3 separate regions of the Homo sapiens genome follow, and regions 1 and 2 are each linked to region 3. The links are chromatin contacts, found by Hi-C or POLR2A ChIA-PET in ENCODE. All regions are on one chromosome and are shown on one strand. Each heading gives the region's core, a stretch centred on a gene start or an enhancer-like site at or near the end of the contact. The rest is flanking DNA. Distances are from core to core; before and after follow the strand shown. Region 1 holds the start of EVC (EvC ciliary complex subunit 1). Region 2 overlaps EVC (EvC ciliary complex subunit 1). Region 3 overlaps LOC107986256 (a long non-coding RNA gene).

What was found. Hi-C counts contacts between places; a loop is a spot of excess contacts on that map. ChIA-PET counts read pairs that join two places held with the same protein, here RNA polymerase II (POLR2A). Pooled maps may share reads with other maps.
Region 1: a map of IMR-90 shows a loop between it and region 3 (5-fold over the local background). The contact joins the promoter of EVC here to the enhancer-like site in region 3. A Hi-C loop is called at or near these places in 3 of 168 maps with a recorded cell type or tissue (IMR-90, chondrocyte and endothelial cell of umbilical vein) and 2 of 50 pooled maps. POLR2A ChIA-PET finds 5 or more read pairs at or near these places in 1 of 52 experiments (AG04450).
Region 2: a map of posterior vena cava shows a loop between it and region 3 (36-fold over the local background). The contact joins two enhancer-like sites. A Hi-C loop is called at or near these places in 1 of 168 maps with a recorded cell type or tissue (posterior vena cava). POLR2A ChIA-PET finds 5 or more read pairs at or near these places in 2 of 52 experiments (AG04450 and endothelial cell of umbilical vein).

The regions. Positions count from the first base shown.
Region 1 is chr4:5,709,149-5,712,911 of GRCh38, reverse strand. It overlaps EVC (EvC ciliary complex subunit 1), which reads right to left and starts at 1,711. Exons shown (of 21, transcript NM_153717.3): 1 at 1,358-1,711. The coding sequence starts at 1,531. It also overlaps a transcript of EVC2 not described here. RefSeq lists enhancers at 68-377, 963-1,032 and silencers at 1,503-1,652, 1,703-1,752.
Region 2 is chr4:5,751,922-5,755,504 of GRCh38, reverse strand. It overlaps EVC (EvC ciliary complex subunit 1), which reads right to left. Exons shown (of 21, transcript NM_153717.3): 9 at 2,453-2,669; 10 at 1,572-1,720. Among named protein-coding and RNA genes, the nearest start is that of EVC, 43 kb to the right of the region's middle. RefSeq lists an enhancer at 1,606-2,561. Within about 2 kb of position 1,569, at least 4 of the 41 ENCODE cell types and tissues checked have a DNase peak (open chromatin) inside an H3K27ac peak, as active enhancers do; they include endothelial cell of umbilical vein, where a contact is called at or near this core.
Region 3 is chr4:5,036,087-5,040,021 of GRCh38, reverse strand. It overlaps LOC107986256 (a long non-coding RNA gene), which reads left to right. Exons shown (of 3, transcript XR_007058005.1): 3 at 1-400. It also overlaps a transcript of STK32B not described here. Among named protein-coding and RNA genes, the nearest start is that of STK32B, 13 kb to the left of the region's middle. Within about 2 kb of position 1,846, at least 5 of the 41 ENCODE cell types and tissues checked have a DNase peak (open chromatin) inside an H3K27ac peak, as active enhancers do; they include endothelial cell of umbilical vein, where a contact is called at or near this core.

The DNA.
Region 1 (3,763 bases), core at 462-2,961, 670 kb before region 3:
CACCTCATGGGCTGGAGGATAAAGAACCAGATGTCTATAAACATTGCACAGGACACCCAGCCAAGTCTCTGTGTGTTACTTCCCTTTCTCTCTCCATGCAACAAGCCAGCATCTCTTAGTGTCTCTTAATCACCAGCAGGATCTGACAACCCCCAACTCACCTACGAGCATCTTGCATTATCTCAGTTTCAGCCCTCATCAGCTCTTTGCGGTGTAATGCTCCCCATGAGTCACCAAATTCCCCTATATTCTGAAAGAGCCTGTGCCTACATGGAAACCGCACAAGATCTGTCTCATCTTCCCACGGGCCAGAAATGGGGGTAGCAAGACCACGCCATCTTGTTTCTGATCGCGCAGACTTTACTCTCCTCCCACCCCAAAGAGGCAGAAGTTGCAAGGACCTAAAATAGTGGCCATACCACTATTCATGGAATGCCTGCTATATGCCAGGTGTTGCCATGCACAGCCAATTCCATGAGGGCCACTTGCATAGGAAGCATCCACTGGTCTCCTTCAGGCAGCCACCCCGACCCTCATCCATGAAGAACACAGTGGCTTTGGGGTTAGACACTTCTGTCACTTTAGTAAGTTGCTTAACCTCTCTGTGCCTCAGTTTCCTCATCTGCAAAGCAGAGACAAACTGTTGTGGAGATTCATTGAGATCATTTAGGGAGAGGGTCTAGTTCAGTGCCTGGTACACAGCACTTAATAAACGCTAGCATTGCCAGCGTCCCATCGCAGACTCCCCATGCGGTGTCATAACCGATAGTTTACTTGCAAACTTGCAATTCGTCCTTCTCCTTGAGGTTCACAGCCTCAAGGCAGGGTCTCTCCCGCTCATGAATGTCGTCCCTAGGCCAGTGACTGGCTGTAGAAGGTGCCTGAAAACTTTTACTGTGGGGTGAATGAAAAAATGAATGCCAATGTGGCAGCTGGGACTCAGGCCAGGCGACGTAACCCACACCGCAAGGATGGAAGAGGCAGAAGCAGGAATAGGCATTCAGGCGTGGGAGCCCCAGCCGTCCTTCTGTCCACCATGGCGAGCAGGGCCAGCGTCCTGTCCAAACCCTTGGTGCTGCAGATGAGGAGACCGAGGCGTGGCGCAGTTGGGCTGCTGTCAAGGATCACCCAACGGAGTGGGATGTAACAGGCACCGCAGGGGACCCCAGGCCAATGCCCTTTAGTCACGCCGCCACCTCCCTCCTGGAGCAGAAGGGGAACCCGACGCCTAAGCGGTTGCGTGCGAAGTTCCCAACCAGGCTCAAGGAGTCGCAGAGCCGGGGCTCCGGGCCCGCAGGACCCAGAAGCCACGCGCCCCGCGCTCCCCGCCCCGCCGCTGTCTGCTCGGCCGACCCACCTGGTGTCGCGTGCGCTGGCGGCCCGCGCGGCAGCCAAGCCAAAGGCCGAGGCCGAGGCCGAGCGCGGCGCCCAGCAGCACGGCGGGGGCCAGCAGGGCGGGCGCCGGCCGCAGCGCGTCCCGCCCCAGCAGCAGCCGCGCGTCGCTCTTGCAGGCCGCCCCGCCGCGGGCCATCCGGGGCGCTCAGGCTGCCGCCCCGCCGCATCCCGCCGCCTGCTGCACCGTCCCCGCCAGGGCGGCGACGCGGGACTTGGAGCCCGGGCGGGCCAGGGGCGCGGCCCGCTCCGCAGACTTTCTGGCCTGTGCAGTCTCCCGACTCCTGCTTCTCTCCCCTTCCCTGCTTCGCCGAGCCGGAGGGAGGAGCCTGGATCACCGCTCAAAACTTTCAGCCACCCCCGCCCCAGCCCTGCCCCTGCACTGAGCATGCCCAGAGACAGACGCGCCTCCCAGCCCCGGACCCTTCCGGAGGGGGGCCCGGTTTCCACCCCTTTAACTTTACTGAGGCTTAGAAGGCTCCTTTAAGTTTTTTGAGGCTTAGAATATGCTACGCATTTAGCTTAATGATCTCATTAACTTTCTCAATAACCCTCTGCGGTGGGTGCTCCGCCCATCCTCCTGATGAAGACGCTGGGATCAATGCAATTCCAACCCCCTGCCCTTGCCCCTAACCTCTACCCATCAACCTTCCCGGGAACACACCGCCCTCCACGCCTCTGAACTTGCTCACGCGAAGACTCCTGTTTTAATCTTATTTTGTCCCAGGGAAGGTCGAGACAATGGGTGGAGACACCGTTACACTCAGTCTCCACTAGGAGGATGGGTAAAGGGATCCTTACACCCAGACCCCACTGAGACGATGGGTAGAGAGACCCTTACACCTAGTCCCCACTAGGACCAAGGGTAGAGAGACCCTTACACCCACTCCCCACTGAGACAATGGATAAAGAGACCCTTACACCCGCTCCCCACTAGGACCAGGACACTGCACCATCCTTCATTTACTCAGCACTTGGAGAGAATCTGTTGTGTGTGTGTTGCAGGCTGGGGGATAGGCCAGCCACAAACCAGGCAGTGTCCAGGCTAGTGAGTATCTCACAGTTGTTTAGAGTGATAAAAAATTAAAGGAGTTCATCACTGTGTTTGCTTTAAACAAACATTTATGGGGTAGCTACTAGATGTTTGCTTTTGTCCTGGGTGCCTGGGTAAAGCACACATGCACATGCACGACTGCACACTTGCACTCAGGGGCACACACACACACACACCTACCCTGTGGAGCTTAATTCCCTGTGTGGGCCGGGCTAGGGGACACCATGGGGATCTGCTTCAGCAGAGGAGGGCTTTGTCCTTTCAGCCTAGATGTCCAGCTTGTTTCTAGTTTGTTTCATCATTTCCTCATGGCAAGATGGGAACTGTTATCCAAATTCTTCATCTTTTTTTAATAAATGAAGAAACTGACAGCTGGAGAGGAGAGGTGACTCATTTGCAATTAAGGAGTGGGGCAGAATTCTTGTCTCATTTACACCTGTGTCTGGCTTCAGGGCAAACTCTCTGCTATGTGGAGCTTCTTATATATTACCTTAGAAGCATCTCCAAGGTTCCTGGGGACATGTATGGGGGCAATAACTTGACGCTCTTGTTTTACATTTCCATGAATGCTTAGGCTTTAGTTTTTAAAATGTGGTGTTTGGGCCAGGTGTGGTTGCTCACGCCTGTAATCCCAGCACTTTGGGAGGCTCAAGTGGAGGATTGTCTGAGCCCAGGAGTTTAAGACCAGTCTTGGCAACATAGTGAGACCCTGACTCCATAAAAAATACTAAGGAGATTTTTTAAATGTAGGGTTATTTGCTTTTTACTTTATCATAAAGTTGTTGACTATTAAATTAACCTTTAAATGACTGACTGTCAAACAACTCCAACGGTCCAGCAACATGCTTGGCATTTAGCCTGTGGTCTTGTCACATGCCTGACAGCTGCCACGTACCCCCTGGTGTGGGGAACTTGGCTTATAAATTCTCAGCTTCTCGAACCCCATGGCCTTGTCCATGTTAGGTCAGGAAAGGCCTGTCCTTGGATGGTCTGGGTTATGGGGAGAGAGGCTGCCAGGGGCCAGGCTCGCTGGCCTGAGACTTTATAGACAGCCTAACAGCCTGCCCCGCAGGAAGGCTGGCGGGAGTGGAGCCCTCCCCCGTCAACAGGTGTCAGCTGTCACCCAGGACCTAGGCAGGGATGAGGAAGCACACAAAAGGCTCCACCAGTCCCCCTTTTTGTGTCTTTCTCCTCCTCCTCCTCCTGCGTCCCTTGGCAAAGCAAATCCCTGTCCCCTCGGAGAGTTCAGGGAGAGCTTGCTTAGGGCTGCGACTTCAGACACCAGCTCCCCTCTTTCTAGGTCCCCAGAGAGGTGGC
Region 2 (3,583 bases), core at 320-2,819, 720 kb before region 3:
GGAAAAAGGTGGGTGCTGAGTGTGTACTGGGAGCCTGGTGTCGTTCGTTCATTCTCCCACCCATTCCATCCTCCTTCATTCGCTCGTTTGCCCATTTGTCCATGTCCTGGTTCATTCAGGCACGCATGCGCTCATTCACCCTTCCCTGCCTGCGTCCCACGTGTCCTGAACGCCAGCGCTGAGGCGTTCCGAGGACTGTACCGAGGCCCTGGGACACCAAGGTCACCCAGGCACTGTCTCCACACTCTGGACTCACACTGGGCTCTGTGACATCAAGGACAGGGGCCCAGAAATATCCAAATAACGAGGAGCTGAATAGCCTTATCTTCCTCTTATTTCAAATGGGTCTCAAAGATAGAAAAACCTACCCTACCCCTTTGTGGCAAATGCAGAAGCTCCAAGTATGGGCCTGGAAGAGGCCCCCTGGGTGAGGGAGGCAGCTGGACCAGGGACCTAGAGGCCTGTCCTCTGTTCTCGGGGGACCCCTCCATTGGCTTCTCACTGCAGTGGTGCCACCACCACCAGCTTGGCCCCCAGGGAGAGCCCCTGGGCCTCTATTCTGGGCTGAGCCTGGACCCAGACATGGTGCCACCCACCCCTTGGCAGAACTGAGATGTGCTGTACCAAGTGTTGACGGAGGGCAGGCGGACCCAGGCAAACAGTGAGGCTGGGGCTGCCCCTTCCTTGGTCTCACTGAATCCTAACAATGCTGTGATATAGGTGCCATTATGCCCATTTCACAGATGTGGAAGCTGAGGGCCAGAGGGTAAGCAACATGCCCAAGGTCACCCAGCTATTTAGTGGCAGAGTCAGCACCCAAACCCAAGTGTGGCTGGCCTCAGCGCCCAATGCTTAACCAGCCTGCAAGACGGTTACGGACAAGCTGGTCCTCTCCCAGCCCCACTGCCCATTACTAGTGAAAGCAAGCAGAGCGAAACCAGAGCTCGGTGGTCTCTCTGAGAACTGGCGAGTCCAGGTCCTTAGAGCCTGCACTGGGGCCAGCTGACTCCTTTTCCTTGGAGGGTGACATCTTGCTTTTTGTCCTCCTTCAGGTCTTCTTGTCCCCTTCTCAGGCAAGACCAAGGGTACCTCTGACCTTGGCCACCTCCTGGCCCTGACCACTCAACCCCACATGCAAGGCTGGGAACTCCCTTCCTTCTCCTGGACTTGCAGCCGACCCACAAGGGCCCTGTCCCTGGGTGTGTGAGCCTGCCTTACTCTCCGGGACATGCTTGTCCCCTCTGGGCCACACATTGCTCCCTTCACGCCATTGCCACCATCTGTGTGCTCCTGCCATGCGTCTGCACTCTGCCAAGCTCTCTACGGATCCTACCCCCTCCTCTTCTCAGCAGCCCAGTGAGGGCAGCACAACTCTTATCACCAGCTTACAGTCCACTAGGACCCTAGGGATGTAGGGGCTAAGGGACTGAGATTCGGTCACTCGGCTGACACATGGGAAGTAGGCAGATAACCTCATGCCTGATGAATACCTCCGGCGTCCCGTGCTCAGTCACGGGAACAGAGCTACAACTGGCTCACCCACATGTGCAGAGGCTGGGGATGTGAGTCACCTCGAGAAACTTTTCCGGGTCAGCAGTCGGCTGGGCCTCAGCCAGGAAGCTTCTCTGTTCCTCCTCTTGGGCCAGCGTGAGTTTTGCCGTTCCCTCCACCTGGTGAGCCAGAGACGCCGTGACCAGGTCTTTGCCTCGCTGGACAAACTCTGGGATTGAAAAAAGCCACAGCATAGGAGGTGACTCTGTGAGCCAGAATTTCAGTGGGGACCCTCATGCTTTCTCCTGTCTGGAGGTTGGGGAAGCTGGTGTCGGCTGCAGAGATGGTGCCCGCCCTGCTGGTGACACACCTGGGTTTTTCTGTAGGTCCCACTAGTAGTGTGACCTCAGCTAAGCCCAGATGCCTCCACGTCTTGAGCCTTGCCCCACCCCCACCCCAGGGTCAGCCTTGGGGCAGGAGCATGTGTGGGACACATGCACGGCTCCCCTTCCTGCCCCACATGCTGGACCATGGCCCACCCTCACCCACTCTGCCGCTGAGCAGGGCCACATGACTCCAGCATGACCATGAGCTGCCGCTGGGCGACAGGGACCACTTTGTGTAAATTTCTAGTGAGACCCTTCACCCTCCTCTGTCCCTCTGCAGTTCCTGGTGGCTTTGCTGCAGGACGTGGGGACTCAATCAGCCGGAATCCCTGGTGAGTGAGTGCAGCAGGTGACCCCTGCCCTGGGCAGTGGCCCTCATGGACTCTGCTGTACAGAGAAGGGAAGAGAGCCCCAGAGAGCAGCCCAGTGACCCAGTCCCTAGGGCAGAAGCAGAAAGGCAGCCTGTGCCCGGCATCATGGGCACACTGCCCCAGGCTGCCAGCCCTCTCACTGCACAGCCCCAGGGACCCAGAAGGCCAGTGTTGTGGACGGCGGCACCCATGCCCACGGCTCACCCCGGCTGAAGCGCTCTGCCTCCTGCCAGAAGGCCTTGTGCTGCTGCGTGAGCAGCTCCTCCTTCTGCCGCCCGGACAGCTTCCCCTCACCAGCCAGCAGCTCCAGGCCGTGGGAGATGGCAGCCAGCCGGCACCTGGTCTCCTCCTGGACTTGCAGCTTCAGAAACTCAATCACTTTTGCCATGTGCGCCCGCCCCATCGTCCTCTCCAGGGCGTCCTGCAAAAAGAAACACACAGGACCATAGCTGGGGTGTCCTGGGAACCACCAGGGCATGTTAATTAACAGCTGAGAAGAAGCCACCAGGGTCATTAACTAATGGCACTGCCTGGGAGAGCGGAGCTCAGAGGGATGAACTCCCCCTCTCCTTCATGAGCGAGATCTGCGTCTGCCCCCGAGGTGGGGATTAAGTGTCTCTCCTAGGGTGCGGGGAGGCTGACGCAGCTTAGCATGTAGGCACTTAGTCACCAGTAGCGCTCCCCAGAGGGCCACCCTCCTAGGAGGGAATCCAGATTTACAAACGGTCAAGGAGGAAAAGCCACCTGGCTTATAGTCATCTCCCCCGGCCAATCTGGCCCTGTGGCCCCCACAGGGCTGTGGAGGAAATGCAAAGTGCCAGCAGTTCCTGGCTTTTGTTAGAGCCCCAGAGAGCCTGACTGCTGAGGACGGCCGAGATTTTCAGGGGAATGATTGGCTTCCAACACGACTCCCCGCAGTCAGATTCTACAGAAGGCCCTCCCCAGCCCCACCTCATCATTTCAGGGACTCTCAGAAAAGACAGGGGGAAATGTCAACCGGAGGCAGCCAAGGGCCCTGCACACCTGAGAGCAGCTGCTTGTGGAATGAGAGTAAGGGGGAAAGGAGGAGCGGACGGCGGACGTTGGCATCTCCCTCGGCACAGACTCTGCACCCCCCACTCCCAGCCACGCCCAGCTCAGGCCTAGGCACCTCTGTGCTGGGCCGAGGCCACAGGCCAGTCCTGCTCCCCAGCCTCCCATCTCTGCCCCATGCTCTAACCCCACCTCACAGAACAGCGGACCTTTCAGAGATGCTGATGGTTCTGTCAGCCATGGCCCCAAACCCTCCTGTTGCTGCCCTGAGATCAAGTCCAGCACCCCAGGCATGGTGCAGGA
Region 3 (3,935 bases), core at 597-3,096:
CCAGGGAGTAGCAGAGCAACCACAAGGAAGTAGCCGTGGTGTGGGACGTCCTCATGTAGCAGAATGGCCTACCTGACCTGGACCGCCTACTGCCTCTGGACTGTTAAGAGAGGATAGACACTGTCTTGGTGATACCACTTAACAGTCGTGTGCAGCATCATGACATTTTGGGCAGCAATGGACCACATGTACAATAAGATTATCACAGAGCTCAACATTCCTATTTCCTGGTGACATGGCAGCCATCATGACTTCGTAGCACAATGCATTCCTCACGTGTTTGCAGTGGTACTGGTGTAAACACACCTCCTTGCACTGTCAATCATAGAATTTAGCACATAGAATTACATACAGTACATAACACCTGATAATGATAATAAATGACTATGTTAAAAGTTTATGTACTTACTATACTTTTATCATTATTTTAAAATGTGTGCCTCCTATTTATGCAGAAAAAAGTTAGTTATGAAGCAGCCTCAGGCAGGTCCCCCAGGAGGGATTCTAGAAGAAGGCATTGTTATCCTAGGAGATGACAGCTCCATGCATGTCACTGCCCCTAAGACTGTCCAGTGAGCAAGATGTGGAAGCAGAAATTGATGATCCCGACCCTGTGAGACCTAGGCTAATGTGCGTATTTGTGTCTTAGTTTTTAACACAAAGTTCTAAAGAAATTTTTAAGTAGAAAAACGCTTATAGATTCAGGTTATAAAGACAGAAAGTGGCCAAGTGTGGTGCCTCGTGCCTGTAATCCCAACACTTTGGAAGGCTGAGGTACACAGAAGGATCACTTGAGTCTGGGAGTTTAAGACCAGCCTGAGCGACATAGCAAGACCCCATCTCTACCAAAAATACAAAAAATATATATATATCTGGGCATGATGGCATATGCCTGCCATCCCAGCTATTCAGAAGGCTGAAGTGGGAAGATTACTTGAGCCCAGGAGTTGGAGACTGCTGTGGGCTATGATCATGCCACTGCACTCCAACCTGGGCAAAAGAGTAAGATCCCATCTCAAAAAAAAAAAAAAAAAAAGAAAGAAATTTTGTATAGCTGTACAGTATGTTTGTGTTTTATGCTATGTTATTACAAAAGAGTCAAAAAGTTTAAAAATATTAAAAAGTTCATAAAGTAAAAAAAGTTATAGTAAGTTAAGGCTAATTTATTATTAAAGAAATAAAATATGTTTTTATAAATTGAGTGTAGCCAAAGTGTACAGAGTTTCTGAAATCTAAAGTATAATACAGTCATGTCCTAGGCCTTCCCATTCACTCACCAGCTACTCACTCATCCAGAGCAACTCTCCAGTCCTGCAAGCTCCATTCATTGTAAGTACCCTATCCAAGTTTATTATTGTTTATTTTATACCTTATTTTTATAGTCCCTTTTCTGTATTTAGATAGATTTAGATACACGAATACTTTGTGTTAACAAATGCATTGTGTTACAGTTGCCTATGGTGTTCAGTACAGTAGCATGCTGCACAGGTTTGTAGCCTAGTAGCAGTAGGCTAGACCATGCAGCCTAGGCATATAGTAGGCTTCACCACCTAGGGCTGTGTAAGTATTCTCTATGATTTGTGCAGCAATGTTTGCACAATGCTGAAATTGCCCAACACACGTTTCTCAGAATGTATCCCCGTCATTAAGCAATGCATGACTATGTTTTGAATTTGGGGATTCCTTTGGTTCATCAGCTTAATCCATATCTAAACAAATGCAGACTCGTTGAGGCCAAGGTCATCATTGTCATCGTCATCCTTCCTTGCCTCCAGAACGATATAGGTACCTAACAAATGTTCAGCAAAATGAAAGAATGAATGAACAGCTGAATGGTTTTAATTGGCATGCCAGGAATTTTATGGGGATGATTCATGAACCAGCTTGGGTAGGGATGAGGTCATGTCTAAGCATTTTTCCAATACTGAAATTCCATCATTTTGTTTCTAAGAACTGAGAGTCACTTGAGAACACAGTGTTGGCTGGCATTTTCTTAGCCAAGGGTCTGGCAAAGCAAGGATGGACGGGTGGGGAGGTCTTAGAGGGAGCAAAGAGAGGTAACACACACTCCCTCCCCCTTCCGTCCCTTCAGTTATCCATTCATTCACCCAAAAAACATGTGCCCATTACATGCCAGGCACCAGCAGGAACAGAAATGAATAACAGGTCCCCATGCCCACCCTCACAGCCCAATGAAGAAAACAGTGCAGTGGTAAATAAAAGCAGTGTCATAGCTGAGTAGAAGCTGAAACAGGCTGAAACATGGTGACATTTTAATCTTTGAGTCTTCAGTGTGTCCCCAGAGCCACTATCTAGAAAACCATCTTTATCTTCACCAACTTTAACACAGACGGGAAAGAGGGTTTGCTTTGGGGAAGTTCATTTGTCAGAGCCCTTTCTCAGAGTCCTCCAGGCACCCTCAGTCCAAATCCACTTCCTTTATCTGTAGAGTAATTGATATTTATTAGCAGTGAATCAGTTCTGGAGGGCTCAGGGTTCCAGCTAGGGAACCAGAAGAGCTGGTTGTGACCAAGACCACACTAGCTGTCAGACATTCATTAATTTATTCAATCACTCAACTTGAACAAGTTACTTTCTTTCAGTTTCTTCATTTGTAAAGTGGGGACCATTTTTCCTATCTGTGAGCTTTGAATCAAAGTACCCAATAGAGTGTTTGCCGCCTACCAGGGGCTTAATAAAAATGAATGGGTGCTGATTTGTTAGCATGAGAAATATTGCTGTTGCCCAGTACTTCTCAACAGGGGTGATCCCCCACCCAGGAAACATTTGGCAATGTCTGGGGACATTTTTGATTGTCGTGACTAGGATGGCGTGAAGTGGTGCTACTGGCCCTAGTGGATAGAAACCAGGGGTGCTGCTCAGCATCCTACAGTGCACTAGACAGCCACCCACAACAAATAAATATCCCTCCCAAAGTGTCAATAGGGTCAATAGCTCAGACACCCTGCTCCAGACCCTCAAAAATGCCAATTTCCACAGGATGCATCCACACTCTTGCCAGAGAGCTGTTGTGTGCAATTTTAAATTCCACCCTTGGCCGGGCACAGTGTCTCATGCCTATAATCCCAGCACTTTGGGAGGCCGAGGTGGGCAGATCACGAGGTCAGGAGTTCAAGACCAGCCTGGCCAACATGGTGAAACCCCGTCTCTACTAAAAATACAAAAATTAGCCGGGTGTGGTGGTGGGCGCCTGTAATCTCAGCTACTTGGGAGGCTGAGGCAGGAGAATTGCTTGAACCCAGGAGGCGGAGGTTGCAGTGAGCCAAGATCACGCCACGGCACTCCAGCCTGGATGACAGAGCAAGACTCCATCTCGAAAAAAAAAAAAAAAAAAAAAAAAATCCACCCTTGCCTTGGTATTTAATATGTAATTATAAAACAGTGTTTCAAGTGGAATTTTGGACGCTTTTGCCTCAATATACCAGTGACACAAGCTTTAGTTCCTTCTAGCTACATGTGAACTGTTGCTGGCAGAACCTAATCTTAACTTCTCAGGCCTCCTTGATGACTCAGCAAGAAACGGCAGCATTTTCTACTCTGGCCTGCAATGTGGAGTTTATTTTCTGACTTCAGAGAGACACCTGGACCCAATTTGCATAATCAGAACCAAAAGGGGCCTGCTGTGTCGAGGATGATGATTTCCAGTGCAAATGTGATGACTGAAGCATTTTTTCCAGCCAGTATTCACGGAGCACCTACTACATGTCAGGGCTATGCTCAGTGCTGGGTACTCAGTGGGGGACAAAACAAGCATAGTCCCCGTGCACACTGCACCCAGCAGCTTTCAGATTGGTTTCACATCTATAGTATTATTCTCTCTTTACACAAACTTTGAGCTAGGCAGGAGTGGTATTTGTTAAAGGTAAGGAAGTTACACTTTTTGAAAGCATAGATAAAAAAGCATTAAAGTTTTT